4 separate regions of the Mus musculus genome follow, and all the other regions are linked to region 1. The links are chromatin loops, found by intact Hi-C in ENCODE. Cell type or tissue: left cerebral cortex. All regions are shown on one strand. Region 1 holds the start of Gria3 (glutamate receptor, ionotropic, AMPA3 (alpha 3)). Region 2 overlaps Gria3 (glutamate receptor, ionotropic, AMPA3 (alpha 3)). Region 3 has its middle 150 kb from the start of Gria3. Region 4 has its middle 610 kb from the start of Gria3.

Region 1 (8,000 bases):
GGCTTCATTTGGGAGAAACTTTTAGTGAAACAAAGCTCTGATGAAGAATTCAGTGTTTCTCACAAAATGTTCTCTCAAGTTAAACACAACAAAACAAAAACCTGTGTCCAACAAGTTATTAACCATTTGAGTTCCTGTGGTTTTACTGTTAAAATTCCCCCTTTGAAAAGAGATAACCATGGGTATAAAGGTGGATTCCAGAAATGGCTTTGGGGCTGATGAAACTCCCCTTTTTAAGTATTCAGTTTTCCTGCTTCAAGCTTCTTCCCACAACCAACCTCTTGCTCTAAATTAAGAACTGTGTTGTCCTTAACAATCATGTGTGTGTGTGTGAGTGTGTGGCTGTGTGTGTGTGTGTTCGTGCACGCGTGCGCAGGCACGATAGCACAGGCAGGATTGGCTTTCCAAAAAGTCACCTGGGCACGGTCTTCCCTCTTGCTTTTAGGCTGACATGCATTTATCACTTGCAATCAGTTTGTAGTCTTATCAGTTCCTATCAGAGCACTCTGGGTAGCACAGAAAGAAAGAAGCCAGGGAATCCAGCCTGATCTATGCTTCAAGGTCACTTGTTTGCAGGGTTCTCATATTTTGTTCCTATGTGTCAGGCCATCATTAAACTCAGCCCATTCCGACCAGCAGACACAGCTTCACCACTCAAGTATTGCATGCCCCGCATTCTCTCAATCAAGGAGCTGCTGTTGCTTCTTTTTTAAAAATTCCATCTGAAATTTCCCTGAACAACCATGCTATTTTCTTTCTTTCTTTCTTTTCCCCCAACAGAAAAGGGTGCGGGGGAGAGAACACCACCAGTTTAGCAGGGAGGAAAGTGGAAGTTTTGCATCAAACATAATTCACCTCAGAGTTTTTGCCCACTGCTTTCAGCCCCGCAGCAGAATCCTTCAAGGTTGATTTATGCAACATGAACCCAGGATTGACAACTGCCTCAGTCTGCTTATTGAGGCAATCACTACCCACCCCCACCCCCAGCACACACGTTTGCAAAGCCCCATACATCACAAACAAAATGCAAATGAGGTCCCCTAAGGTCCCAAAGGGAGCCAACGCAGATCTACTTACAAGCATTAGTCACAGAAAAACTATTGGAGGAATCCAAGTGGTCTACGTGGTAGTTCAAATGGAAGGGCTTCTCAGTGGTGTTCTGGTTGGTGTTGTATAACTGCACAGCAAAGCGGAAAGCACTGTGCTCCTGTACCGTGTTTCTCATGAAAAGTCCACCTAGAAGCAAAGGCAATGGAGATTCGGCTTGTGTCCCCCCTACTTCAGCAGGAGTTAGAAAGTAACAAACAGGAGCTACCAGGCTACCTCAGTGTTTCTGGGAAGCTCAACTGAGGAATGATTTTTTTCAACCTGTGTGTCTTTCAAGACTTGGAAACTCTGCTTTCCACTGTGAAAAACCTGGGTTTTGTACACGGAGGAAACTAAAAAGACGGGAGAAAGAGGAGGCTGCTGTAGGGGAAGGATGAAGGAGCTAAAAGTGGGACTTGGTTCTTTCTTAAGCTTGAGTCTGGCCCCGAACCCTGACTCCAACCCCACCCCCACCCTTAGCCACACAGCTGGTTCATTTTCCCTCCTGGGGTACAGGGGATAGGGTGGGAAGAAAAACAATTTCGTTCCCCTTGCTGTCCCAATCATCCCCTATGACAATACAGGGGGTCAGTTCAGTAAAAGCAACAATTCTAACTTCTCTACTTGCAAATACAGGCAGAGGCGGGGAGAACTCCCTTCCGGCTACTGGAGCTGGTCTCCAGACAGACACAGCCGCAATTCATGAATGCTTGGTCTGCGTGACTTCCCTGCTTGCCCGACTCCTTGTATCACCCCCACTTCCCACCCCATCCTCCATCCACACAGCTACTTCCTTGGTCTGGGGGTTTCAAAGTGGGTTCCTTTTCTTCTAACACTGTCCTGTCTCACTGAAGCCTGAGACGCGGGACGGGGCGACCTGGGCCCAGGTTATGCGTCCTGGCGCGGCCAGACAGGCAGTATCACCCTGGGACAACTTCCAGTGGCTGCAAGCATGCCCTGGCAAAGTCCAGAATAGCGAGCTGAAAAGCCGCGACTCTTAGCCTCTTGCAGCATCCCAACCTCCAGCTTGACTCCCTTGCTCCTCGGTCAGAAAACCTGGCCGTCCACCCGCATTAGCCCCGGGAGACCCCTTCCCTCATCTTGGATGCTCCCCATACTCGTCAGTTCTTTGCAGCTCAGGTCTCCAATATCTCAGCTCAGTCCCCCATCCCTAGACACCGTCCCCAAACCATGCAGGACAGGGACTCATGTTGCGATACCCCCAGCCCCACTAGGGTAGTGGGTTTCAAATGCAGAAGAGCCTGGCCCCCTCTGGCTGGCTCTGGGGAGCTTACCTATGCTGATGGTGTTGGGGAATCCTCCGTGAGAATGACCCAAAAGCCCCAGGACTAAAAAGAAGACCGCCCGGAGCACGCTTTGCCCCATTTTCTTCTGCCTGGCTGTGCTACGCCTAAAACGAAGCTGACAAGAGCATGGGCGCAACTCGGGAGTCGTCAAAATAATAATAGAAAAAGAAAAAGAATTCGCCGGCTCTTACACCCCCTCCCCTCAACTTGCTCTCGCTCGCTCACTCTTCCTTTCCACCCCACACTAATCCTCCTCCGCCGCCGCCTCCTCCTCTTCTCTCTCTCTCTTCTCTCTTCCTCTCTCTCTCCCTCTCCTCTCTTCCTCTCTCCTCTCTTCCTCTCCCCCCTCCCAGGATCTCTCTCACACCCCCTCCACGCCCCCCCACCTCACTTCTGTCTTCACACCAATCTGGAAGGCGGGTTCATTGGCTGCAAGCTGGGTTCCCCAAAGCGATTTCTGAGAGAGAGAGAGAGAGAGAGAGAGAGAGAGAGAGAGAGAGAGAGAGAGAGAGAGAGAAAGGAAGAGAGAGAGAGAGAGAGAGAGAGAGAGAGAGAGAGAGAGAGAACAGACAGAGAGACAGGCAGAGACAGAGACCGGCACAGAGATAGAGACACAGGGAGACAGAAACAGAGAGAATTAAAACCGGAGCAAAACCAAAATCGTAAAAAAACAAAACAAAACAAAACAGGGACGAGATAAAGAAATAAGAAAGAAATTATAAAGAAAACCAAAGGGTTCCCCCGCCCTCGAAGATGGTGGATCTAAAGAGTGGGGAAGAAGAAAAGAGCTAAAAGCCTCAAAGGCTCAGCTCCGGTGAATTGGGTTCTTCCAATTGGGCCGGTAGGGGGATATTGATCAAAGTTGATCTGACGTGGAATTAAAGCCGCACACCGCTTAGCTCCACTGCAAACTGCAGCTCTGGACTGCAAAGCCTAGGCGCCGGCGTATGTCAACACCGGAGATGGGATCAACAGAAATACACCAATCCTCACGTGGACCAGACTTTCAAGCTGCAACCAGTTTCCTGTTTTTAAAAGTCTGCAGTGTCTCTACATCTGTATGTGCGTCTTAAAGATGAAGGGTCTTGAGGGGTGGTTAGTGGTTACTCTTGAGTCTTTGTGAAGAGACTCAGAAAAGCAGTTCCCATCACAATGCGCCCTAAGATGCTGCGCATGCCTGGTCTCTGCCGCTCAGCTCAGCTATTACAGCAGAGAGAGATCCGAGGGCAAGTGAACAACCCCCACCCGCATTCCCCCATCCCCGCAGCACTGGGAGGTGTGTCCCTCCCCCTACCCAAGTGCTGAGGCAGGTTTGCCAGCTGCGGGGGCTGTGACTGCTGACTGCTTTAGAGGGTATAGGAACATAGTATGTGTATGGAGGTGGGAGCTAAAAGGTTAATGAAAAGGACGCTCAGTCCTGCAGACCAAGGAGAGAAGTGTGGGAGTGAGCTGGGATGGGGGTGGGGATTGAAAGTTAAGGTTGGAGGAAAGTGCCCCTTGCTGCTTTGCTCCCTTAATGTTGACTTTAGGTGGATCAACTATTCCCTCCCCCACACTGAGTGCAGACTTCAGAGATTACCACTCTCACCCAACTCTCCTGCCTCTCTCCTAGCTAAGAGGAGAAAAGAATCTAGGAACTCCTACAGTTCACCCTAGGTCTTAGTGAGGAGTAGCCTCCTTCCCAGCAGTTTGTGTATGATCCTTTTGTCCCTACATGCCTTTCCAGAATCCTATTCCCCTCTTGGGACAAAAAGGTATCTCCTCTCCTGTCACATCTTTCTTTCCCACCTTATCTCTGTAAGACACATTTTTTTTTATCCTCTCTACATCTTCTGTTTTTCTTTTTATCTTCTTCTAGTCTGAGGGGATAAAATGAGCCTTTATGTCAGAGCAAAGCAAACTAATATACATGGGGCCAGGAATGAGGGACCAGGGCCCTGCACTCCTTACTCCAGATCTTTGCCTTTAGCAATGCCTAGACTGGAGCTGAGAATAAATGGCCTCCAAACTCTGTGGCAACCAGGAAAGTAGTCCTCAGTTCTTCCCACATTGCTGACAATTCTGACCACGCCTGATCTCTAATTCCATCATTCATGCAAATCCTGTCTCATCTTTGACAGTTCATTGTTGGAAGGAAGGATAAACTTGAGATATAGAGGAGACTCCTTCTTCCAGTAGAAGGAAGATTAGAGCAATAAGATTAGAAGAGAGAAGGCTGACTATCCCTTGACAAATGTGGAGAGTGACTCAGTATTACTGGGGATCATAGACCCAGGACATGGGTCCAGGTTCAAATCTAACTTTGATCACACATAGGTAGTATGCAACCTTGGTCAACTTCAGGAGTCTACATCCTAGTATTTTTGTCTTCAAAATGGGAACATTACTTTTTCTTCCTTTGTAAGGCTATTGTAAGAATTACATAAAATAATGGGTGTAAAAGCATCTAATTCATTAACTGACTCACAGAAGAATCAATACATATTACATTTCCAAATTCACTTCTCTTTTTCTCAACTTGCAAATTGTTCTCAAAAGCCCCACTGTTGTCACCTGCCCTTCTCTCACCATCCTTCCTCACAACCTCAGGCTCTTCTCCAACATCTTCCCTGGAGATAAAAGGGAATCTAGTAGGCCATTCTTTATTAATGTTTTAATGGCAGGCAGTGACAATTTAATACCGAAGTGCCACACTTTAGAAAACCTCTTCCTTGAGTTACTCCATGTCCATTATCTACCTATGTATCTACCTATGTATGTATGTATGTATGTATGTATGTATGTATGTATGTATCTATCTATCTATCTATCTATCTATCTATCTATCTATCTATCAGGTTTTCAGATAACATAGTTGGTGTTTTAATAGAAATTTTGAATGCTATGACCCAAAGGAATAGCACCACAGAGTAGGTTTCAGTTTTGATTTCAGGTGGATGAATAATGGATTTCATGTTGGGGAATGGTTAGTGGTTTTTAGCACACCTCACTTCACTCCTGAAATGAGTGAGGTCCCTATCTATGCTTGGCCAGCCATGAGAAAGGGTGCAAGAAGAGATTTGTGGCTGCCTCTACTGTCATTTGACTTGAAGAGTACTGTGAATAGGTCAGGAACAAAAGATGTGAGGACAGAGGAGCCTCCAGGGCCTGTGCATTGGCAAATCTATCTTCAATGCTGCCCATCTCTTGTCTTTTCATATTTCCCATTACCAGTTCCCTTTTCTTTCCCTTTTCAATGTTTAGCTTTTAGTGGCAGCTATTGGTCTAGTCTCATTTGAGTCAAGAGGGTCAGGTATAATGGTAGATGCATATTGTTATTGGTTGAAAAGCTTGTAGTACACATGTGATATATTTAGATATCAAGCTCCTGTTCAAGGGAGCCATGAGCCACTTTGGAACTTTGTGTCTCCTTTTGCAGTGTAAGGCTGGAGATTATATTAATAGCTTCCTAGCCACAAGAAAAGACTCACATCTAATTGTCTTTCTGTAGTAAACAAGTATTGCCACTAGATTCAGAATTGCATGCTTGTTTTATGATTTGCAACATAATTTTAAGCTGGCTGTGATTCAGATTAAGCAGGAAAAACAAACCAGATCAAAACAACAGAACCCCCTCCCCAAAGCAGAGTTGATTACAGTTGTTATCAAAATGTGAAGAATACTTCTTTTCATTTCATGTATACTTCACTAAGGCTTGGGTTAAGTACATTTAGATAAGCAGAACGAGATGCTGGCTGATAGTGATTGGGGTGGGGGAGCTATACATTAAGTTTCACGCTTGCTAACTTGATCTCTAACAAATAAGGAAAATAGGAACGGGAACCATCCTGATCCATTGGAGAGTTACTTCTATACATTTTAAAGGTAATAAAATTGAGGATTTTTTTCCCCTCTGCTCGATGGGAGGATAATTTTCTTGTCATTTCACTTGAAACTTCGATTTCTTCAACAACACTTATTGACCACCTGCTTTATGACAGACTATGCTAATCACCAGGGATAGAAGAGAGGGAGAAGATTTTTTTTTTTGCCTGCAATGAATTTCACGTGTAGAGCACATGTATTCACTGGCAATGACAAGGCAATATGGTAAGTGATCTGTAAAGGGTATGGGCTAGGTTCCATGACAGCACACAGGAGGGGTCTTGCATATGGGAATCAAGGTTTCCCTTTTAATGTTGATCCAGTCCCAAAGCACTCCAAAACCAGGTGGAAGAGGGTGGTGTTTCAGCTCTCTTTCTGCTGTTATGCTATATAGTCCTTGAATTCCATGATCTGGGATTGTTCCAAGATCAGAAATACTGTCCAAATTGGTAGTCAAACCATGACGTTAGAAACAACTGAATTTTTATGGCTAGTTCTTGAATTTCTTTATCTAGGTGTGGTTTTTTTTTTGTTTGCTTTCTTGCTTTCTCTCTCTCTCTTTCTTTCTCTCTCTTTCCCTCCCTCCCTCCCTCCCTCCCTCCCTCTTTCTTTCTTTCTTTCTTTCTTTCTTTCTTTCTTTCTTTCTTTCTTTCTTTCTTTCTTTCTTTCTTTCTTTCTTTTTTCTTCAGAAGAGTAGAGGATTCAGCCACATCTGGAGCTTCACAGGGTTAGATATGACATGTAAACAATTTTGGACCTACTATTTGATTTCTCTTTCACCTCATCTTTTCTATGATGTAAGCTCTCAGGAAACTGTTGAGATTCTGCCGTGCGGGTAGACTTTGTTTGGATGAAATGGCAGGCATGGGCCAAGCTGGAGCTTCCTCTAATTGAGTTTACCTGTGTGACAGAAGTGGAATTATAGCCACTTCCTTAAAAGGAAGTCATACCAAATGATTGGTATTCAAGGGAATATGGAGTATCCGAATTATTTTCAGAATGGCTTGGTTTCTATACATTGCATAAGCGTTTAGAGGTTGAATTTTGCCCTGAAGACATCTTTAGTAGGTTTTGGGATACAGACATTTTGAAGTGATCTTTTACTTTTAATGTCTTTCATCTCCCACTTTCCTCCCTGCACTAAACACTTTTACAGCACCTTCTTTAAACATCCTTGGAGCCAGTGACCACAAGTTGACCTTTTCATCTCCTATAATCATTTAGGATGCTTCATGCTGCAGGCAAGCACACGCTTCTAAAACTCATATAACCAATAATAGAGATGCATTGGCTCATACACCTGAAAGGCCAAGAGGTACAGCCAGCTTCACAATTGATATGACTCAGTAGTTCAACAATTTGATCCAAGATCTCCTTTCTTCTTCTTCTATTTCTTACATGAAGGCAAAATGGCTGGAACATTCTTTGTTTTTCTATCTGTGTCACATCATCTTGAAATAGCTCATACAAAATACCATGACTATGTAGGATCCAATTCTACAGAAAAAAGAATGCCACATTCTTTTCTACATTTCGAGAATCAGTCACCAAAGTGTGTGTGTGAGTGTGTCTGTGTCCATGTCTATATGTCTGTGTTCCATTTACAGGGTTTAGTGTAGGATCACTCTCCCATTTCTAAACAACTCATGTGATTGACACACAATTGAGGTAAAAATATGGTGCCTGGAAAATGGCCACAAGTAATTCCTAAAATGTATCGTTTTAATGATGTGCTCCTTGACA
Region 2 (8,000 bases), 220 kb before region 1:
GGATTTCTGCGATATATTTCTTACTGTTAAAACTTCCTTCAATGTGGTCTTTGAAGCCTTGATCAAATCATCACAAATTGGTCTAACAGTATTCAATTAGTAGGAAAGTGGTATGTTTTAATAACAAGAATTATTTTTCTTCAACTTTTTAATCCAATTATTAGGGAATATAGCCACAGATGGATAAATTGTAAAGTGAAAAAAAAAATTGTCAGTACTACTGTTCATTGGCAAGGGGGGCATCTTGGTAAAAAATAGATTCAGGATTTCTGCATGTCCAAGAGTATGTGATTCATAGGCATCATAGGTGATTCTGTTGCAAGTGATGAATGTACCAAACTGAGAAATGAACATTGTTATTTACCAGCAATTCTCAACTTTGCCCATCAACAGCACAGCACAATACAACAACAACAACAACAACAACAACAACCCCACAAACAAAAGACAGCAAAACAAGAGAAAAATCCTTGCCTAAAATCTCCCCTAGATAAGTTAGATCAGAGTTATGGGAGTTGGGCCTAAGCCCCAGCATTTTATAAAAGTTTTAGGGTATAATCAGAGTTGTAAGTTATGTCCCTCCATCACAAGTGCTACTCATGGAGAGGGACTGTGGGAAGTCAGAGGGCAATGGATGCTCAGTCATGGCTTGTGATTAAGATTGGGATTCACTTCCTTTGCAGTATTGCTGGAGGTTAGTGTGGTTTATAGAAATTCAAATCTGCTCCATAGGTTTTATAAAAATATTGCCACATCATCCTCTGTATAGTTCTACTGTGGAGAAAAGCTCCACCCTGGTTAGTCTGTGCTTTTCCATGCCCATAAAATCTCACAGAAAGAGCTCCCACTCTGCTAGAAAGTACAGAAGAAGTGTAGGAGCCTCACACATCTCCAGACTCTGTGGGAAGAGGGCAGTTCTGGGCTGAGAACTGACAAATCAACGTCTTCTCTGCATGTACTATAATTCTGTGGTAAAATTCAAATTCCGGTGTTCCAAGATAACCCCCTTTTTCTTAGCATGTGGAAAATCCAGTTGTTTATGGGAATATAACCTGAGAATTCTGTCAAGTATTTTGATAAATAAAGTACTATTTATTGATTAATTATTTAAAACTATACTTGATTATGTTTAAGTCTGAAGTTGTGGTTGGTCTCTGGATAACTAAAACACAGTCAAATATAATCACTTTCACTTTTTTTGATGTGAAAATCTGCCTCACAACAGTTATCTTCTAGCTATTAGTTACATCACTACATTGCATCTCAGAAAATTTCTCTTTTAATCAAAACACATCAGTATGAGTCACAAAAGAATGTGTCACCCTTCCCAATGCTAAAAGTATACAATGTACTTGGTTTAAGAATGTAGATATTTCATATATTTTCATGCTTGATATATCCAAATTTTTAAACATGTCATAGACTTATCTCACTCCGAAAATAACTTTATTGCACAGAATATTAATGCTTCAAGATGGCATCCATAGCAGTAGGGGAGTAAACATGATAAAACTAAAACTGTCACTAATTGAACACTTCCTTTGCAGTAAGCTGTTCTAATTGCTTGACAGGTACCAACTTTTTACTCCTCCCATCTCTGTTGCCCAGGACTGTACTAGAGATAAGCAAACCAAGGAGTTTTATAACTAAAGAGATAGGCACAGAAAGGCGAAGCAGAAAATAAATTGCCTGTGGTTTCATACTACGAAAGAGCTTTCCAGAACTGATGATGTGGTAGGTATAGGTAGGTAGCTGCCTTCCATCCTTGTGACCCACATGTGGACAGATTGAATTGACTCCCAAAAGTTATACTCTGACATCCACATACATGGTATTGAACACACACACACACACACACACACACACACTAAATGAAACTAAAAAATGAATGAAAAAATAGGTAAAAACATCTAAGAAGAAAAATACCCAAATATTTTGTATCATGAAAATAACTAGGTTTTGGATAAGAAAATTCAGAATGGTATGAAAATTATAGATTTTTTTTGCAGTCACACCGATCATGATTATGTGTTGTTATTTGTTGTTTATTTGCACTGTACCTGTAAAAGTCCTCCTGATGTGGAATGTGGTTTGGCTGAGACCAGAGAGAAGCTTGAGTTTGGCGTAATTCCAGAATTGGAGTTTGATATGGGAAGAGGTATATTATGCTGTGAATACTAATGGCAGTTTATGCATTGCCTGCTTGAAATGTGGAGGAAAACACAGTAATTTATGGAAATTACATTGTGCCATTTTATTGAGGCTAATGGACTGTGGCTATGTCTGTCTGATTTTAAATCAGGCCTGCATATCATAATCTAGTTATTGTGGCCACCTTAATACTGAGTCAGATCATCATGTGGTGGATCAGAATGACTCAGCTGAGATTGGCTGTTGACATGACTGAAAATAAACCTAAGTGCAAAATGGTCATTTTTGTGGCCTCTTGTCTCCTGGTTATTGACTTTGGCAATTATGTGGTTAATCTCATGGCATGCAGTCAGCTTTCTGCATCCTCATATTCCACATGTACACATTTGACCTGCTGCACACTGAAAATATTTGGGAAAATGTTGTCTTGAGTAAATACGAGCTTTCTCCCCTTACAATTCCCCAGATAACAGTCTAACAACTATTTTCATAGCATTTCCATTGTTTTAGATATTATGAGCCATCTAGAGATTATTTAATGTACACAGGAACATTATATGCAAAAATGCTGTGCCATTTTATATAAAGGACTTGAGCATCTGCAGGGTTGAGTATCTGGCAGGGGTCTTGGAACCAATCCATTAAGTTGCAAAGAATGTTGGTATGGATAGGCATGACAAATTTGAAAGACTATCTCTATAAAACGGACACAATAGCTTTACAAGCCTAAACAGTTTGCTGCCATCAGTAGAGAATGCAGGAGATTGCATTTGATATGGTCTCCTCAAGACAGTAGCAGATTTGACAAAGGATTGAGCGGAATTTCTATCTTCCTCTTCCATTTTTCTGGCATGCACGCTTAAATCTTTTTACTGAAGAAAAATGTGGAACCCACAGGGAAGAAGCTCCACAAGCATTTTTGTATTTTCCCTTTTCTCATTAGTTAAACTACAACCACTTAAGGCCACATTTTACATGGAGACTATATAAAACGTGACTGATGGGTCAACCCCGTCACATTTTGTAAAGGGTCTATTAAAATGAGACAAGACTTTAGAGTTGAATTAGAAAGACCCATCATTTCCCAGTACCTTTCTTTCCATTAATGTAGCTGCAAAAATACTTAACATTCATTTCAAGTAGTTTTGTTGCACAAGACAGATTTCAAGGTTAGCATAATGAAATGGCTGTAAAATGCTGCACACTTATGTTAAAAAAAAACACAAAATAGTGTGCATGTCATGCCTTTCATGGAATGGTAAGAGCTATGAAGTTAATGAAAATAAATTGTTAACAAAAGAAAAAAAAGCACACATAGAAAAATGTTGCCAAATACACACATCAAATAGCAATGTTCTTTTTAACTGTAATAATAAGAAACTGGAGTTCCTACATTAATAGCAAAGTGTATTTTGTGACATCAGAAATGCCAATAAAAGTGAGTTATAGACCATAACCTTCTTCCTATTAGTAAAGTTTGTAATCTGCAGTATTTTAGTTTTATGAGATGGCGAAGCTAAGGGAAACACAAAGCCTCTGCCTTCATCCAATTTCTTTATTGTTCCTCCTTTCTGTTTCTGACATAGTCATCATTTCATCCCTCCATTCATTGCTGGGACTATGATAGAGTCTTTTTAAAAATGTATAGGATCAATCTTGGTTTTTTACAATCTTCTCTGATGGAAATAAGTGACCAGGTCCTAAAGACTGAAAACCACAGCTTTCAGCTGAAGTTGTGAAATAATTGCCATAAAAACCCTGCCTTTAAGTTATTATATATCACCACATCACTACTATAGTGAAATGAATTGGCGGTAGGATGGAGAGAGTGGTCTATATCAGGAGAGGAAGGATATTCTTTAAAATCAGCTCAAACCCCTCACACCTTCTGTTATTCTACACATATCTGTCCTTTTAAAGGAGGATCTATACTCATGTATAACTGTGAAAGAGTCCCTGCCTACTTCTTCCAAGGACTTGCTATCTTAAAAACTTAATAAAAAATACATTTGGAGTAATCTTTGCCCAATGGTGAGGTCCTTAAGTTTTCCCTTTGGTAATTCTCCAGACCCTTATGTCTTCTACTTGGCTAGTCCTGAGTTGTCCCTGCAGCTTCACAGAAAGTCAGCAGGGGGAGCATTTGTCTGAGCATTTGGACTCTAGATGGCACAAGTGGCTCTATCAAAGTTTCACAAAAGAAACACATTTCAGATTGTAAAACGCTATAACCTCTTGTCAATGTGAGAGACGTATTATGGAATATTGCACTCAAAGAGCTTTCAAGGGCTGTAATCCTTAAAAGCACTAGGTGGCACCAAGAAGGAATGTTGCTTCTTGTCTTTCAGGAGACTCTTGGACTTTTGCTATGGATCAGCATTTCAGCTAGATTCCGCAGTCCTTGTAGGAACTCCGACCAAAATCAGTATTAACTATTATATACACTAGACTAGGATGATTTGAAGAATCTAAGTTCATAATAACAATAGCTAATACTTATTAAGCGCAAAGGCCAGGAGCTGTGCTTTGCATTTTATTGATGAGAGACTGAGGTTTAACTAAGCTTAGTAAGTTGCCCCAGGTTACACAACTGCTGAGCAGACTGGAATTCAGAGAAGCTAACTTTAGCACCTCCTGTTCAATCACTCTGCTCTCTCCATCTGGATGCCCCCATCCAGTGTCCCCCAGAACACGTTCAGGATGGAGAGAGTTAAACTGATTGTCTTTGTTCCTTCTCTGGACTTTACCTTCAATAAATCAGTTGATGTGTGAATATAGCCTGGGCTTATTACATTGATTCCCTTCTCCAACGTTGACTCAGCCAACAGCTTCATGTAAAACAAAGTAATTCACTTGGAACAATTAGAGCAGTTCAAATATCAAACCTAATATCAATGCAGAATCTTGAAGCTTCTAGCTAACTGTCAATAACTGCATTGGATGGCAATGGAATGATGCCAGCAGTTTTTCTCGTAATGCCTTAGTGCTGATTTTGCAGCCTTATGCTCTGAGTGCGCACATACTCTGCAGTATTATGAATGCTCACTGCCCGCTTTTATTAACAAGTGCTGCATTTCTTTAGGGATAGAAATAGGAAAACAGTTCTTGTTTCCAAGCATGAAGAAAGTGAGGAAACCAACCGTGCTCCTCCAGATTGGCAGTGTGAAGGAGTTGTGGAAGCAATTGAACTGCTGGCTCTTAAAAATCTCCAGAAAGATGGATTCCCTTGTGTCAGCTCTCTAGGAATGACTATAGTCTAAGATATGAACAGAGCAGCACATAGTAGAAAGAACAAGAGTTTGCAATCAGAACTAGATTTGAGATCTGGGTATCATTGCCAGTGTGAGTGGGCTAATTATTTAACCAGTGGCACTTTCTTCAACTTAGAAGTAGGCATGATACCTACACTGTGGAAATGGTTACAGAGTATGATTCAGGGGAGACTATAGATTACTTATCCATGTGTCCACAGTGGGAGACCAGAGAAGGCTGTTGTACTTTCCCTCGGGAAATGGCAAGTTAGACTGAATTGTCTCTGATAGTTCCTGCTGGTGTAATCCTAGTCAATTGTATTTTCAAATCTAATCTCAAGGACAATGCATTGAATTACTTCAATTTTGATGAAAGTAACATTGCATAGTCTATCTTACATTCTTGGCTTTCTGAAGAGTTTGTATTCTGAGTGTGGTCATTATGAAAAGTGTAATAAGTGAACGCTGACGCTTTCAGTAAAGGCAGCTACACATCTCACAGTGCGACTATACTATTGGCAGGACTTTCTAAATAGGTCAATAGAGAAATATATTAGAGTGGGCAGGACTGATACACAGTTGATCACACATATATAGTCAATAGAACTCTCAAGACAAAGAGAAACATGTTTCTTTCTTAGAGGAATGTCATACAAATTCTAGGAAGCATAACATTTTAATAAAAGATTTATAGATACATCTTTTGTAGGACACAAAAGATAGTATCAGAGGAATGATCACTTATAGGTTGGAAAATATAGAGCTCATGGAGGCAATGATTTCTCACTCGAAAGTGCAATAAAAATAGTAGTTGTTATACCAAACAAGTGTGCTATTGGCTTCTTAGTGAGTTGAACCATGATTAGATTTAAGAACATTAAACAGGATAGAACCATCTTGGTGTGCACAGAATACTGTAACAATAATGTCTGGTATAAGTTTGTTTTTTTTTAAATTTATGTATAGTGAATCAAGATGGAAAAAGGATTTCTTACTGTGGGTCATGGTGAAAAACTTGGAAGCCATTGAACTATATGATGACATCTTGAGCAACATAATAAAATCTATACCTTGGAAAGAAAAGGCATTTGCTATATTTCAGGATCACAGAAAAGTCATAGCTTAAATTCTGCCACCAGAAATTGAAGCAAAGCAAAGCAAAACAAAACAAAGCTGGTCTAACTTGTCGTTTTTAGTATCAGCTTTAGTTATTATTTAATTAAGTAACATGAGTAAATATTTGTAAAAACAAATGACCTTTGAAGAAACCTGTTTAAGTATGTATCACAGTAGGGAATATCACAAATGTAGTTTTGAAAGTTGACTTACAGAAACCAGGAAAATCTCTGGCCTTAATGGCTCTTCAACATGGCCTCAGCACAGATTACTAGTCATGTTAGAAATCTTCCAGCTATAGATGCATTCAGAGGCCATAGACTCTCAAAGTGAGTATTTCTCAACCCTCCAAAGAAACTAGGAAATCAAGTGAACTCCCTGATATCACAAAATGATACACTCTGAACACAAAAGGAACAGGACGTGAAATAATTTGAAGAACCCAACCAAGCAGACTGAAGGTGGCAATTCTTTTTAACAGAAGTTGGGGGAAGGAGTAGTTTGGATGCATGACGCTTGATACACACAATTCTAAAATGCTGGTGAAGATAGCTATGCTTCAAAGTCTGCTATACTACAAAAGTTATGCTGCAAAGCTTTATTGTGAATGTTTTGTGCACCCAATGGCTAACCTCACAAAGATATGCTGGTATTATCTTTCTGAAACCTTGTCTTTGTAGTAGTATATGTAGAGAAGACAGGAAGACCTTGGGTATCATCCTCAGGGATACTGCCCACCCTCTGCTTTGAGACAGGGTCTATTATTCACGTACAGTTTACAAATTAGTCTTGACTGCCCAATGAGCACCATGGGTCACCTATGTCTACCTGTCCAGCACTGGTTTTATAAGCAAGCACCAGCATGCTTAGCTTTGATATGCATTCTAGGAATTGGATCAAGTCCTCATGCTTGAAAAGGAACCACTATATTGGTTGGTATATCTTCCCAGCCCCAAGTCATTTAATTTCAAAGTGAAAATCCCTGTATATTTATAGTATTGACCCTAGTCAGCATTTGGATTAATGCTTACTTTGACCACAGTTACAGTGTTTTAAACATATTTTTAGTGTACATGTTTGTTTTGTGGGTGCTGTGGTGGTCTGTGTGTGTATGGTGTATATGTCTGGCGCATGTATGGGAGTTCATAAGCAAAGGCTAAAGCACAACATTGGTGTCTTCCTTTGTCTCTCTGCATGTTATTGACTTGACATGGACTCTCTTGCTGAACTGGAAGCATAGTCTATGCTGACTGGCCAGTGAGCTCTCATGATTTGCTTCTCTCTACCCCACAATGCTGGCATTACAGGCAAATACAGTCATGCCTGGCTTTTTATGTGGTTTTGGCTAACTGACCTCAGGTTCTCATACTTGCATAGTAAGGTTAGAGCTCTGTAACCATCATCACAATCCATTTTTTGAAATGGTTTTATATCACCCTTCATCAAAATATCAGGATTTGTAATGAATTCCAGCAGGTTTAGGGC
Region 3 (8,000 bases), 150 kb after region 1:
TATTCTCTATGATATTTTAAGTGAATTCCCTAGCTCATAATGAGGAGGTGGCCAGTCCTTTTTAATTTCCCCAGATTGTGGTATATTGATTTTAGTTTTTGTACTTATGTTTGTGATTAAGAATTTTTAAAACTTTTATGAAGCTTGTGTATTGTGTATGTGTATTTGTACATTTTGGATGAAGATATGACTAATACTTTTGAAATATATCTTTACATACATTTTTTACATATATGCATTAATGGTTTCAACTATCAAGGAGTGCAGGTTAAAAGGCTATTTCTATTTTACTTGCAGCAACTGTCAATTACTTCTTTTTACTTTTTTTTTTTTTGTGTGTTTAATGGATACCTCCTGGTCACTTGTGGTTTCTTTGAAGCTTAAGATAAACATGGTGTTATAAAGCTCAGAGATATATTTTGCTTTTCACATTTTGGTCAATGATTCTAGGGGATTATTACATGTTTTAATACCAATTTACTACAAATTCGCATGGTCTGAGTAGGGAGCTTCCCATGAAGAAATATCCTGATTGCTTTGATTGGTGTTGAAAAGCCTCTCCTTACTGTGGGAGGCACTTCCTGGTAGCAGCTCAGCTTAAAAAGAAAGTAAGTCAAAAGGAAGATTATCTTACCTTTTGCTAGCTTGACCTTCCTTCTTGCCTCCGAGTTGATTTATTCTGTTGCTGCTTATGCCTTTCTGCTCTCAGAACTAGTGTTTCTAAGATTTCATCTTGGGCTAGGGATCAGTGGCTTTTCAGGAATCCTGTAGGCTTCTGGGTCCAGAATGGCACTATTGAAGCACCTGGCCTTGTAGACAGAGTAAGTAATTTGTTGTTTCCCAGATAGTGAGAGAGACAACTATTCTAAGACTTCCCCAGGTGCTGAGGCATTCAGCTTCTAGGATGAAGCCACTACTAAGTTCTCAGTTGAAATTTGGCTGTTGCTACTATTTTAAACCACTTATTAAGTTCTGGTGCATATGCGCACGTGTGCACACATGCATGCATGCGCGTGTGTGTGCACACACACAGACACACCCACACACCCACACACCCACACACATCCCCTTGGTTCTATTACTCTAAAGAATCATGACTAAAACAGTCAGGGATCTTTTGAAATATTCAAGAGGGACAGTCATCACAATTACAGGTTTATTACAAACGTATTTACCTTTGAAGCAAATGCTACCTTACAGCTTTTTTTCTTTAACAGTAGTAGAGCTTACAAAGGTGTTGGAGAACTCTAAATACCAGTGCATGTGGTAGAACTTGGTCTCTACATTGTGACACAGAAGTCAATTCATTATGGAAGTAATTTACTTGCAAAAATGGATTTTCTGAATAAGGAAGTTTTTGAGTAATAATAAAAAATTGTTGCATCACTGCCATCTCTTCTGAAATTAAAATAATTTACTATGTCAACTGAGTCATGAAATGAACCATTATAACTTCCTAACTTCTCTGTAAAACTCTATAAATAGGAGATGAATTAAGGGTCTTAGAAATTACCCTCCTCCCTATGCACCAACTGTAAGAACAAGAAACAATAATGCAAGACATGGTCTTTTCCCAGGGACCAGAGATCTCAATAATGAGAGAAAAATGTCAATTTATATGGTGCCTTATTGAAAAAAGGTTTGTGATTGGCAGGTGCTAATTTGATTAGCATATATAATTGAGGTTATGACTAGGAGTCAGTTTTGTAAGTGGGATAGACACTACATGCATGTACACACACAAACACACACACACACACAGAGACACAACTCTCAGTAATCGACTTCTAATATCAGTATACCTACTTGGAAACATAAGTTATTAGATACTTTCAAAGAGGTTCAGATAAGCAAATCCATGTTTATCAATCGTGGACTTTTTTTCTATCAAAAATTCTATCATAGTTTTTAATACTTCTTCTATAGCAGTTAGTTTGTATATCACTTGAGACTATGAAGTAGATATGAAATAGTTTAGTTTTCAACATGCATGTATATAATGTATCTGTATGTGAATGTATATACCCATAGCTGAGCTTATACGTATAGCTATTAAGGAAAAAATGACAAAATTTGAAGTCTATAGAGCCTGATTATACTTGCTTATGCTAGGGTTTGCTTGCAAAGGCTAGGAGTGTAAAGAGAGAATAGGTATAAAATATTGTGTGTAAAGGTAAAGAAAACCTAATATACCTTGCACATTTGAAGCATGTATTGACATTATATTCAGAGAAGTTTCAGGAAATAGCTGCATGTGAGACTCTAAAGTAGGAGGGAACAAGATTGTGAAGGGCCTTATATTTTATTGGAAGGATTGTATCCTTGTGTTGGAAGACTCTGAAGATTTTTGTGCTGGGACTAATGCCAGAGCCTTGTGATCCTACTAAATACATAGTTTATCATTGAGCTATTCTGTTAGGTCTCAAGATATTTCTAAGTATAGAGTTATCGTGGGCCAGTAGCAACATTTCCTGATAAAATAGGCATTCATATTCCAAAATACAGTATCTGTCCCACTAACTAAAAGCTTTGATGGGATGCTACTATCATTGTCTATAGTATAGACAATCTATCTATGATCTATGTGTTACATGTTAAGGAGAATAGTTTTTTTCAGTTTCACTTGTTACACCTGAAACACTTATGAACCACCCAGAATGTCCATGCACTTGAGCTTCAAGTTGTTACTGTTGTAGGAGGAATAGACTGCTCAGAAATATTTTTATAGAATTCGTGGATCATTGAGACATTAAGCTTTTTCAGGTTGGTCACTGAATCCTCTCATCTTCTTTCACTGTGAGGGAAAAAAAGCAAATAACTCCATGGAAAAATTCCACTATGCCTCTTTCTTTGCACTTTTTTCCTTTATGTTCTTTGATCTTGACAAGATATTTTATATATGACAAAAGGACTTGATTAATACTATCTAAACTGCTTTCAAAGTCTTGTGACTGCAACTGAAGAGATTTCATTTGCCTCCATGATCAAAGCAGATGAGATAGACTATAAATTAAAGGACATGGCTGTGTTTGCATATATGCTTTACATAATTGTCAATACAGCATTTATAAAAATAGTCACTCTGTTCTGCACTGTGCAGTTTGTACTTCCTCTTCTTCATAAGAAATATGTTGCTAAGACTCTGGGTAGCCCTTCTTAAATCTGTAAGATCTTTGCCAAGAAGAAAATATAGGAATCTACAGCATTTTGTGATGATGGAGTTTTCAGATATCACAGCTAAAATCATCGGTAAGTCTGGAATTCTGTTGTGAGGACCCAGACTCAGTGGAAAATATTGTATCATAACTAAGCTAATTTCACAATGGCTTATAATATCCATTTGAAGATGGCTATTACAAATCAATTATTTGAGAATACAATTAAATATAATGAGAGTAAATTTCCCTATGATTTAGACTTCATAGTGGCATATTTCATCCTGCTTAGATAAATAACAGGAGTGGAGTAGGTTTAGCAGTTCAATAGCAGTCTCTATTAAATGTTACATTAGTAAGAGATGGTGGGTGAGAGAGTCCTCACAAGGAGATTTTAGTGAGTCTGTGTGAATGTTCAAAGCCTTGGACGTGTCTTAGCAGCTGATTCAAGATTAGCTCAGGTGGGTGTGGAGCTACAGATGCTCAGGGCTCTGAGAGCCAAGATTTTTCTGAATCAAAGCTGGAAATCAGCACAATGTCTCTCCGCTCTTTACATGTTCTGCAAAGAGAAGAAATGTGCAGATCTATTCTGGTCACTCAGACTCATTGAATATTTATGGAAGTTCTGAAGCAAGTGAAATATTCCCAGATATCTCTCGAAGCTGAACCAGGCAGCTTGGAAATAGATAACTGGCAGGACTGGGTTTGTCTGTGTAGGGCAGCATATATTTACGTATGATCTCAGCCAAAAGGCCAAGAAGTGATGGCAGCATATATTTAAAAAAAGAAATTACTCAAGGATCATCAGGTGTACTGTGATTTTGTGATTTCCTATAAAATTACTGAATTCTTCTGACTTCTAGAAGATAAAAGAGACAAGAAAATAAAAAAAATCATTAAATACCTATTTATTAGTGCCTGACTATTCAGCCATTTGATTTAGCTGATCAGCAGACCAGCCATTTCTGGGTGAGAGTACTGTCTAGTGCTTGGTTGAAATTGGCAAGGTTCTTGGTTTCATTAACAATACCAGAGATTCTGTTTTATCCCAACTACTTTCCATTTTGTACCAGTCTATCCGTTTGTTACTAAATTGTTTCCACTCAATTTAGGATTCTTTTAATCATTCTTTGATTGGAAAAATACTAGAAGTCTAGTCCTAGATATCACTATATAGGCACAGCTTTTGAGCAGTGAAGATAGTCTCCTTTATCTAAAGGTCTGTGGAAGACTGTTTGCTTTATGGTTCTAATGAATGATTTTTTTTCTGACTTCCTATCTTTAGCCCTGGGACCTTTTCTTACTCTGACTCTGAGTTGAGCCATTTGACAGAATTTGTTTAGAAGCATATCAGTACCCATCATGTAAGCAGAAATTTAGAAAGTGTATGTCCAGTTCTTATCCCATTACTGTGACTTTGCCATGAGTTCATGGCCAGGTTAGCTAGTAGGTCAATGAAACACATGGAACAGGGCCAGGTCAGTTTGGTTGTGCAGCTGCAGCTCTATATGTGTGAGACAGGCTAGCTAATATTTGCAAAACTGTAGACAATACACAGTTGGCCCCAGATGCACAGGGGAACTCATGAAGCCCTACTCAGATCAATACAGTTCCATAGCTAATATACAGACCTAAGAACGGAAGCACACAGGGTTACTGCATAACACCATTTTCTGGTTTTTCATTATACTGCTATATTTTGGGAAATAGATAATGAAAACCTGTTCAAATATGCTTTCACCACTGATTCTCCCTGTTCCTCTTCTCTTTCTTTTGACAGCATCACTATTGGTCTTGTCTGTCTTATCATGTATGTAGCAACTGTAGATTTGGCATCCTTTGGTTGATTTTTTGACAAGGGTAAAAATGTAATTAGTTTAGAGTAAGTAAAATAGGTGGTTTGCCTTCAGCCAGGAGCCCAAACTGTGGTGGAACTGGTGGTCAGTGTGAAAGGAAAACAAGGTTTTATAACTCGTTGGATCTTAGGAAAGGATTCTTCCCAGAATAGTGTTTTGGACTAAAAAAACCACTGTGATTATATTCCTCATTGAAGAACAAGCCTAAGAAGTTGTAAAACACATCTGACACATCTGACAATTCATTAATGAACACTGTATTTTTTATTAGTTGTGGTGGTTTGAATAGACTTGTATGACTTGCCCCAAACGGAGTGGCACTATTAGTAGATGTGACCTTGTTGTGTTAGGTGTGTCCTTGTTGGAGGAAGTGTGTGTCACTGTGAAGATATGCTTTGAGGTTTCCTGTGATCGGGCTCTGCCCAGTGTGGAATGAGATCTTCCTCCTGGCTGCCTGTGGAACACAGTCTCCTCTTGGCTGTCTGCCTTCCGATCAAGATGTAGATCTCTTGACTCCTCCATCACCACATCTGCCTGGATGATATTATGCTTCCTATCATTATGATAATGGGCTAAACCTCTGAAACTGTAATGCAGCCCCCAATTTAATGTTTTGCTTCATATGAATTACAGTGGTCATGGTGTCTCTTCATAGCAATAATACCCAAACGAAGACATTAGTCCTTTGAGAGTTTCACAGAAGACACTTTGATTATATCCACTCCCCTAGTCTTCCCAGATCCAACCCTATTCTCTACCCACCCAGATTTGTATCCTTTAAAAACCTATCAAGACCAATTTGTGCTGCCCAAATATTCTTGGATATGTAGTCTTCCATTGGCTTATAGTTGCCTTCCAAGTGACTAAATTCCACTCTTTCCCTCTCTTAGTAGCTGATAATTGCCAAGCTGATAATTCCATGGATAGGCTTGGGATTTTACACTCAACTCTTCTTCATGCTGTGATTTTGTCTCACTTGGGCTTACACAGGACTTGTGTACAACCACTATGAGTTGATATGTGCAAATATCCTCCTGCATCCAGAAGATACTGCTTTCTTGCAGTCACCTACCACCTTCAGTTCTTATCCTCTTTCTACCCCTTCTCTAACAAAGATCCCTAAGCCTCAGGGGAAGAATACAGTATATATCTTCCACTTAGGGATGAGCATTCTGTAATCTCTTATTCTCTGCACCTTGGAAAGTTGCGCTTCTCTGTGTTAATCACTGTAAATTGTAAATAGTTTTTCACATGAAGGTTTGGAGATGCATTGACTTATGGATATTACAAGTTAATTTAATACCATGTCAGTTTAGTAGCATAATAGTAGTAAGTTCTTCCACAAGGTATATGACCTGTCTAGCCATAGGTTCTTAATATAAAATCTTGAATTAAGACACTAAGTGTTAATATTTTCAAATATTCAAATGTCTATAGCTAATATTAGTTAGTAAATCTTAAGTATATCTATGATAAACATCTTTTAAATCTTTGGTATAATGTTATGTATATGGAACTCTTAGTTTTATATTTCCTGATTTACAGGTAGACACCAAATATTAGAAAGTTTGAGTTGTCCTTTTTCATACAAGTAAAACACTGTAGACTCCAGGTGAAGCAGACTATAGGGCACATGTCTTTTCATTTCATGGTTTCTTGATTCTTTTTCATTTTCATTTTTCTTTTTAAAGATTTATGTATGTGAATACACTAGTTGTTTTCAGACACAACAGAAGAGTGCATCAGATCCCATTACAGATGGTTTTGAGCTACCATGTGGTTGTTGGGAATTTAACTCAGGACCTCTGGAAGACCAATCAGTGCTCTTAACCACTGAGCCATCTCTCCAGCCATCTTGATTCTTTTTCAATGATTTCATGAAGACAAGAAAGTGAGAATGTAAATTTGTAGCTAATGGTAGTATGTACAAGGTGATTATGAGAGTGTAATGACTGGATGTGAAAAAGGTTCATTTTTGGCCTGCTTCTAGTCTAAGGGTTTTACTTGACTTAAAGGACTGATATAAGCTTCTATTTTATGTAGTCAAATTTTGCTATCAGTAGGCAGGCAGACTTGTATTTAGTCAACAATTTTTCTTAACCCTGCCATGTTTGCTATTTGGCCTTCATGTGTTCAGAGATGCTCAAGTTCCACATATTTAGAAGACAGGCATCTTTTTTGCTTTAGAAGGTGGAATAGAACATTAGTCAGAGAAGTAGATGGATTCTTGATATCTAATTGGTTGGTAGAGAGACTTGGAATCAGTTTAATTGCTTTCTATAATATATAACATTCCTGTTTTCTGTGGTAGTTAGTGCCTCTAAGACATGACATTTCATTTTTCCTATAGGAAAAACTCTTTTGCCCACTCCAAAAAACATCATCCCACTCTATAGAATATTAGATTACAGCATCTTCCATTCTTCTGTATTACTACTTCATCTTAATTTTTAGTCTTCCAAAATTTTTTTTTCAGTCTTCCCAAATTTCATTGGCATATCTAGTCAACTGTCTCTATTGATATCTCTCGGACTGTATTTTCTTTTGAAAACTTGTTTGCTGAAATTATAGTTGAGTTTTGTAAGGAAAGGAGACCGGTGTGTGATCAATCTTCTATTTTTAGAAACACATCTATTTTCTAGGATCTTTTAAATAGAAATGTCCTCATTTGTATTATTCCAATCTCTCTGTGTGTAACTGTTGCTTTCATTTGCCAGATGCTGTGATTATCATCTTGAAGGCTTACTTTTGAATAAGCTTACTCTTTCTAGTTCTTTCTGAACTCTGGCTGGCTTGTTCAACTTTGCTGTTCTGGCTCAAACTTTTATCTAAGCTGATTGATTCAAATTGGCTTCTCTTGGCTTCTGACTGGATTACTCTTCCTCTGAAGTCCCTGAACTGAACTGCTCTAAACTGAACTAAACCGAAATGAACTGGACTGAACTAAACAGAACTGAATTGAACCAACCGCTCTGCTCAAAACTAAACT
Region 4 (8,000 bases), 610 kb after region 1:
TGAAATAAAAAAATCTAACCCCCCAAAACCATATAGTCTGTTTTGCACTGTGCAATAACTCAAACTATTCCAAAGCATGAGGCCTACACTAGAGTGTGACTGATATAGCTAATGTCACTCCATTGTAGGAAACTGATTTTCCCTCTCTACAAGTTGTCAATTACAAATAGAAATAATTCAGTGAATTGCACTTGGAATGGAGAATGGAGTTAGAAAACTACATCTTGAACCCAATAAGAAACATCATTCTTTTTTGGTAAAATTAATTTTAGAGACTTTATGGTAGACTAAGCAGGAAGAGTAATAATTAAACATAACAAGTAAAAGTTGTCTTTTTTTTAGTATCATGTTGGTGTTCTATAAACCAGTCATTGCCAACATGAAAGTTACAATCTGGTTGAAATGATGACATGAATTTAAAATACACAAATAAGTGGTTGGAACTGGGTATGGTGGCAAACACTTGCAATCCCAGCACTCAGGAGGCAGAGGCAGGGTATATTTGAGTTCAAGGCAATTCAGGTCAACAGAGTTCCAGGACATCCAAGACTACACAATGAAACCATGTCAAAAAAAAAAACCCAAAAAAACAAAAACAAAAACAAAAAAACAAACAAACACGACAAAATTAATGACAACAACAAAACAAAGCAAACAAAGTTAAAGAACAAACAAACAAATAAAGGGATAGAGAGATGTTTATTCGTAAAGATAAGTTACTACTCTGATAGAAGAATTGAGAGTTCCCCAGAACCATGTCAGGTGGCCTGTAGTTCCAGGTCCAAGGAGTCTGACACTGTCTTCTAACATTCACAGGCACCTGCATTCATGTGTATACACTGCCACACAGACATACACATCATCATCATCATAAAACATTAAAGCATAAAGCATTCAGTCGAGGAAGAAAATATACTTAGAACCTGGTGCAAAATTTAATTTTCTCATTATCAGTACATAGAACATGTTTTGAAAAAGCAAAAGACAAAATTCCCAATAGTGAGGAACCAAAGTATGAGATGAATCATTCAGATGTAGAGATTTATGTACTATATGCATCATAATAGTTATCAACTCTTCTATGGTAGTTACTTCAATAAGAACATTTTGGGGCAATTTTTCTCCATCCTAGATGATCTTTATATCTACAAGCAATAGAGAACAAGAAAATTAAATCATATTTAATGTGTTTTAAAAGAGAAATCTGGAGGTAGTTGGTGCTAGGATTAATTCAACCAAATGATGTCAGGACATTGAGTGGGCTTCTGTGGAATTATTTTTGCTTTTCCCTTGCGGTCACTAAGTAGCTGAAATAGCTCTAAACATTATGTCCTTACATGAGAATGTTCAAAGCAGGAAGGAACACAGAAAAACAAATGCCTGCATTTTGTTAAAGCTAAAATACGCTCCATAACAGGAGATGACTCATGATAAATCTAAGCTTGCTGGGAGATGCAAGGACAGATAAAAGCTTTTCCAAAAGTTCCCAGCAGACTTTTCAGATTTATTGGACAAAATTGCATCACATGTATCACATTAGTCCAATAGCTGGAAAAGAGGAACTGAGTTTCTGAAACTGACAAAAGGCAAATATGACTTATCTCCCATGCTTAAATATTTTTTAGAAAAAATATAATAAAAAGAGAATTAAATGTTGAAAGACACCTAGCCACTGTCTCTAAATCTGAACTTAGTAGTGAATGTGGAGATGCTTAGCAATAGAACCTAATATATTATATCCTTTTGTTTTTGCTGTTCTTTTACTGATTTTTTCTTTATTTCTGTCTCTCTGTATCCCCATACACTCTTTTCTTCATATCATGTATATTCTCTTGTTAAACAGCCTTAAGAACATTGCAAACTTGCATTTAAATGAAATGCAAACTCAGTGGAAGAACCTAAATCTTTCCTTTGGAGTCTGGCTCACTTCCATGTGACTTTGTGTAACAGATAATATTCACATTGTGTAATTTCAATTCAACATCCCTTGAAATGACAGATATTGAATTGTGGTAGCAACTTGTATGGAATCATGAATCAAATGCAGGCAGATGAAGTTATTCTTTGTATACAAGGAGCTCCATTCTCATTTATTCCCATCAAATATTAGGCCAGTAGCTTACAAGACATGACTTAGTGATAATTTTAACAGTGAAAAGCACTGTGATTTAGGTTTACTACAGGTATCAAGTTTCAAAAGAGGCATGCTCAATCATATTCCAAGGCATCAGGCGGTAAATCTGGCTATAAATTCTTTTGTCTTTCTAAAGAGCTTTTGTTCTCAGAAGGTTTAGATTTTAAATGGCCAGACAATATAAATGCAGAAAATAGCAAGAATCAACACATAGGTTCGGGAGAAATGCTTTTCCTAAATTGGGAAGCCAGTGAAGGCTAAAAGATGAGAGTATACATTACACCCTGATGGTTTATTCATGAAGAGTTTTCAGCTCATACCTCTGAGACAAGGTAGAGATATTCTACTTTCTATACCCTACCTTCATTTATTCAAGATGTAAATTTCGTTTGCTATAACATTGCTGGCCTTTTCAACTCTTGAATTAGTTTTGATGACATTGTAATGAGATACTTTCATCCTCAGGTTAGGAAAATCTTACCATTCACACTGATTTTAGATTAACTTGCAAGGCAAATTTGTGAGTGCCAAAACATTAAATTTAGCTTAACACTTACATTTAAATTCATTGAGCCAGATTTTCTTTTGGTTGATTTAATTGCAGATCCTTAAACAGCTGTCCTTTTAGGGTAATAGTTTGACATTTAATTCATAGACCATTAGAGTTAGAAGGACCCCCAGAGATCTCCTAGTACAACTACTTCATATTTCAGATGAGAATAAAATGACGGAGGCCAAAAGAGGTTAAATGAGTTGCCCACTGTCATACAGCTAGTTAGTGGCAGAAGCAGAAACTATAAAACAGCATGTTTGTTTTTAACATCCATATTTTTATGCTACACAGTAAAGCTTTGTCTACAGTAAATTTTACCCATAGTGCTGAATAAATTGATGATATGTAACCCTGTAAGATCTTGACTTTCCTAGCCTGTGTTGAATACCCAAAATAAATCCCTCCACTTTGGTCCTCAAGAGGCCCAGAAGTAAAGGTTATATAGTTGTAACCTTTGTTACATTCTCGCATGTAAACATTGGAGAAAAGATAGAATGGGGTTCAATCTGGTACGATACAAACTAATTATTGTAAATAAGTACAAGTGCCTTTCTGGGGCATCTTTTCCTCATGTGGAAAATGGAAGTAAAATTCAATTTACAAGATTTTTGGAATATGCCTGTGTATTTCTGTAAAATACTTGGAGTTTAGAAAATTCCTAAGAGATGCTAAGTCATTGATATTTATTTTAGTTTTTGTGGCAAAAGGAAAAGAAGCAGATGCACTTAATTTTAACCAGCTAATGACTAGGAATAGCCACAGCCGACTTTACTGCTATAAGAAGTGATAACAGAAAATGTGAAGAATTCGGTTTCATTTTCTTCTCTCTGCTTGGTTAATTTTAATTTTAACTATCCTAAATGTCATATTGCCTTATTTTCTGGTTGTATTTTTTGTTCTATTTTAAAAATTGAAAAGAAAATGAGTGTAAGATATGTGTTAGGGAAAGAAATTGTGTTACAAAGTGTTATAGAAAAATTAAAGAGAAATAAATAATTGCAGGAACAATGAATTACAAGTGAATTTTTTAGAGGTGTTTACAGTCAAATGTTGTAGAAAATACAAAAGAAGTTTCCAGTGTGGACTTTCTCAACAAAAAATTTAACTCACACAGACACACACAAACACACACACACATACTGCTATATAGTATGTATCTTGTGAGTCAGAACTCTTATCTGGTGGTTATTTATATACATATATCAGTTCAAAACAGATTAAGACCAACAGTGATATCAAGTCAAAAGAGAATAAGAATAGTGTGTGCTGTAGTTGGCATAGGAGGTTTAATTAGTGAGGAAGAAATTGTACTAGGTGTTGAAAGATGCATAGAACTTGAAGAGGCAGTGAGGAGGAGGGAGTGCATTTCAGGGGGAGGCAACAGCATAAGTAACATCACGGAGAAAAGAATTTATAGTGTACATTGGCAGCAGTGAAGAAAGGAGTGGGTGGGAAGTGGGATGGGTATACATTATTAATGGAGATGTAAGATTTCCAGTGACTTTACCTGAGGAGACATGAATACCATCTAATGTAATCTACATTATTAGTACAGGAAGTAAGACAAGGATTAATATACTCTAACTATTAAAATGATAACATAGTTGATCAGAACTCTTCCTGGTCTGCAGTAAATTTTAGTACTGTAGCCTAAACACTAATGAATATCAGGATTGCATAAGTCAATTGTGTCGAACAAAAGACACACTTGAGTACTGTGGTTTCCAAAATTTATAATGCAATTCAATGATCCTCCATGTGGAAATGGAGAAAATATACTATTCAAATTGTCACTGAGTAGGTTCTAGTCCAGCTGCAAGGAATATAGGATTTCTGAAGGTGAGAGCTCTATTGACTACCTACAATGTAGCTTGCAAGGCATTTATTTCAAGCTGGTAATGAATGAGGTAAAGATTCATTTTATATTGAGGGATGTGACCAAGTAGTTTCATCATTGATATTAACTGAAGCTGCAGTCAACAGAAATGCTGCATAGCAGTACTTACCAAGAACACTTGTGAAACTGATTATCTCTACAGCTGGAGCAAAGCCACTATGGGTTTTCCGTGGCCTGTTTTCCTCTTTCTGTCATTCATGGATAGAGAAAATTAATTTCTTAATGTATCATTTTGGTATTTGGGAGGCAAAGCATACATTCAAGTACACTGATTTTAATCTGATAAACATTAGTGATCTAGAATTCTCTACATTTTTGAGAGATGATTTTTTTTGTTTGCTTTCATCTATCCAGGTTTAATCATTTCTATACTTGTTCCAGCAAGTACTTTGTGAGGATATGTTCTAATGCTATAGCTAATGCAGAGATTTCATCTCTTTATCATGTTTTCCCTTCAGAACTGAATTGTAAGTGCCATATATTTGTATTTTAGATCCCCTATTTATCAAGACATATATGATAGGGTCTACTTGTTCTGATATTAACCACATTAACCAACTTTAGTTGCTCTATTTGTGTTTTTTAATGACAACACCACTCTTTTTTAGGAAATGTAAAACCTATAAAATGTGTCAAAGTATTACATTCTTTATGACTTATAAAATTTAATCTTCACCAAACTATGGGATGTATACTGATTTTGTCCTCTCACATTATTCAGTTTTACAGATAAGTGAACTGATTCATAGAGAAAGAAAGAACCTTGATTTTTAAAATAGCTGGGTGGTGGTAGTTCACACCTTTAATCCCAGCACTCGAGAGGCAGAGGCAGGTGGATTTCTGAGTTTGAGGCCAGCCTGGTCTACAGAGTGAGTTCCAGGACATCCAGGGCTATACAGAGAAACCCTGTCTAGAAAAAACAAACAAACAAATAAACAAAAAACAAACAAATAGTCTTGCAGCATGATTTCTGCTCTAAGAAGTATTATTTCAGAGAATATAGGTGTAACAAATTCAGTGTAATAAATAGCAAGTTAAGGAGAGATATAGCTATTCCATCAATTCATAGCTAGATTAGAATAATAAAAGAACATTTGTAGGTGAGTTAGCCAGAGGCATACTAGCAAGAGCCTACATTACTTTTTTATTTCTACTTCCATGAATTCCTGAAATGGTTTACACTGTACTAATTAAGGGGCATTGTGCACTGAAAACTTGTGTAGTTTATGATTGGCTGAAGAAGGAAGAATCTGATAGATGATCAAAGTCATTCTTCACTTTGCCTAGAGGAGAATGCACTAGGCAAATAGAATTTGGTCAAAACAACTGCATTATACATTCTATTCTTGTAGGGCTAGTTAGGCATTGACTGGTTCTTTTAAATTCAAACTTTGGTGAATCAATAACATTGATTGATCTGCAGCTTGGTGTATCACATTTTGCCAAATAAAGTAAGGCTACATAAAGAAAGCAGGAGTGCAGATTTACTCTTCTGGGATTCCTAATAAAGACCATAAACTGGGAACAACTTATGGGTAGAAGACCACTGAATGTATACAAAAGAAACACAGCCCTTGGTTCTGTCCACAAATATTTACATAAAACCCAGGCATGGTCTGATATTCTTGTCATCCTGGTGCTGAGACAGTTTAGACAGGCAGATCTTGCATTGCTGGCCAGCCAGAGTAGCCTAATTAGTGAGCCCTAGGTTCCAATGAGAGACTCTGTCTCAAAAAAATATTAATGGCTCCTGGGGATCAAACACCTGATGTTGATCTCTGGCTTCCACATACAAGTGCAAGTATAACACACATCACAGATACATAGATATACAAGCGCATGTATACACATAGATAAATAAGATTCAACAATAATTTGGCAAGTTATACATAATTTATTGGAGACACTCTGTATGCAGGCATCATGTTATCTGCTTCCATTATATACATAATTTATTCTTCATATGTCAATATAAATTTGAGCCTCAGCATCTTTATCTAAGCTATGTACACTGAAGAATACACAACAAAATATTTTAAATAGTATATGCATGCAATAGGATATGGATGATGTTTACTTTATTCTATTTTTAGCATTCTGTCCCACCAAACTTCCATTTTATTTCATAATGACTATGCTAGCGTTACAATCAGAAAAAGTTCCAAATGTAAAAAAATTACATTAAAGTTCCTATTTATACATGAAGTGCACATTTGCACCCAGATATTTTTGACTTCAGAGCCTTTATTTCTATTGAATTATTATCCTAAAATACTGCCAAATTTGTAAACTATTTGAGTAGAGTGCTAAATAGTTGATAAACACTTTCACACACTATTAAACATCACTATCAAAATAATACCATAAAAATATTTTTCCATTCTCTTGAAGGCCCTTTAGTCACATGGAAAAGCTCCTTCTCTTTGGTGATCTCAGGGAAACAAAAACAACAACAACAACAACAATAACAACAACAACAAACCTCTAGTAGAAATGTTTATAAGTGGGGAAATGTTTGAGGAAAATTCAGAAGTGTGGGCAATAATGTCTAACAATAAGCCACAATAAGGAATCGTGGTTACTAGGGAGTTATTATGAAAGGATATAACACATAAGATAGATGGACGTATTGGATCAAAAATGGTGCATTTTGAATTTGTAAGCTGCTGAATTTACAATTTTGTTGCTATAGACGATGTTCGTTTGAGGTGCAGATCAGTGATATGATATGACAAAGTCACCACGTGGTTGTTCACAGCTTCTAAATCCTGTCAACAATCCATACCGCATCCACAAGATATCGTTGCAGTTGAGGTTTTAGCACTCTTCCTAAATGTATCATTTTTTCAGTATATGGTCACTCAAAAGTGGCAACATTAGCATAAACAGAAGTGTCAGCCAAAGTGTGCGAATTATCATCTTCTACTGGGTCACATATCCTCAAGAACACATATGCAAGTCTTTCTGTCTTGACCTTCACTTTACAGAAGATAACAGATCTCATTATTTTCTGCTTGCTTTCAGCTGTTCTTCCAAATCGTCATGGAAATGAATAAGTAGTCAAAACAAAATGCAAACTAAAATGGTTAACAATTCAGAAAAGACATCTGAAAGCAGAATAGTGCAAACTCCACTTTATTTTAAATTGTAGTTTAAGAAAATAGCTACAATCAGGAAACGATTATACTTAAAAGAGTTTAATTCCAAGGAGGTCAAGGGTTAGGCAAAACGTAAAAAGTATTTGCTAAATTTCTATTGAGCAATTCAGCTCTTTAGATGAAATCCACTGTCGCACAAATACACATTCCCCCACAGAAAATGTTCTGAACTTAGGCATAGAAATACTGAACACATTGGTTTTGGTCACTGACCACCCTATTGTCCACAATCACTTTGTATTTTTGATTGTTGTTGGT

What was found. A loop is a pair of places that touch in the nucleus more often than their neighbours do. Peaks named below come from ENCODE experiments on the same cell type or tissue, not always from the same donor. Only the 100,000 strongest peaks of a DNase experiment are listed, where the experiment ranks them.
Region 2: it touches region 1 in a loop (3-fold over the local background); 5 of 42 quality-filtered maps call a loop at or near these places.
Region 3: it touches region 1 in a loop (17-fold over the local background); 2 of 42 quality-filtered maps call a loop at or near these places.
Region 4: a loop joins it to region 1, with 2.8 times the contacts of the local background. A loop is called at or near these places in 2 of 42 quality-filtered maps.

The regions. Positions count from the first base shown.
Region 1 is chrX:41,396,037-41,404,036 of GRCm38, reverse strand. It overlaps Gria3 (glutamate receptor, ionotropic, AMPA3 (alpha 3)), which reads right to left and starts at 2,639. Exons shown (of 16, transcript NM_016886.5): 1 at 2,382-2,639; 2 at 1,078-1,236. The coding sequence starts at 2,472. In left cerebral cortex, a CTCF peak has its summit at 3,238; DNase peaks (open chromatin) are centred at 1,932, 2,622, 3,359, 3,601 and 3 more places; H3K4me3 peaks cover 3,619 bases; H3K27ac peaks cover 3,117 bases.
Region 2 is chrX:41,611,451-41,619,450 of GRCm38, reverse strand. The region is part of intron 11 of Gria3 (glutamate receptor, ionotropic, AMPA3 (alpha 3)); the gene reads right to left. Among named protein-coding and RNA genes, the nearest start is that of Gria3, 210 kb to the right of the region's middle. In left cerebral cortex, a CTCF peak has its summit at 4,273 (motif pointing right); DNase peaks (open chromatin) are centred at 857, 4,293 and 5,243.
Region 3 is chrX:41,250,550-41,258,549 of GRCm38, reverse strand. No RefSeq gene overlaps it. Among named protein-coding and RNA genes, the nearest start is that of Gria3, 150 kb to the left of the region's middle. In left cerebral cortex, no CTCF peak of the experiment used is centred here; DNase peaks (open chromatin) are centred at 3,052 and 3,657; H3K27ac peaks cover 1,384 bases.
Region 4 is chrX:40,790,026-40,798,025 of GRCm38, reverse strand. No RefSeq gene overlaps it. Among named protein-coding and RNA genes, the nearest start is that of Gria3, 610 kb to the left of the region's middle. In left cerebral cortex, no CTCF peak of the experiment used is centred here; DNase peaks (open chromatin) are centred at 2,592, 2,875, 4,068, 4,408 and 2 more places; H3K27ac peaks cover 612 bases.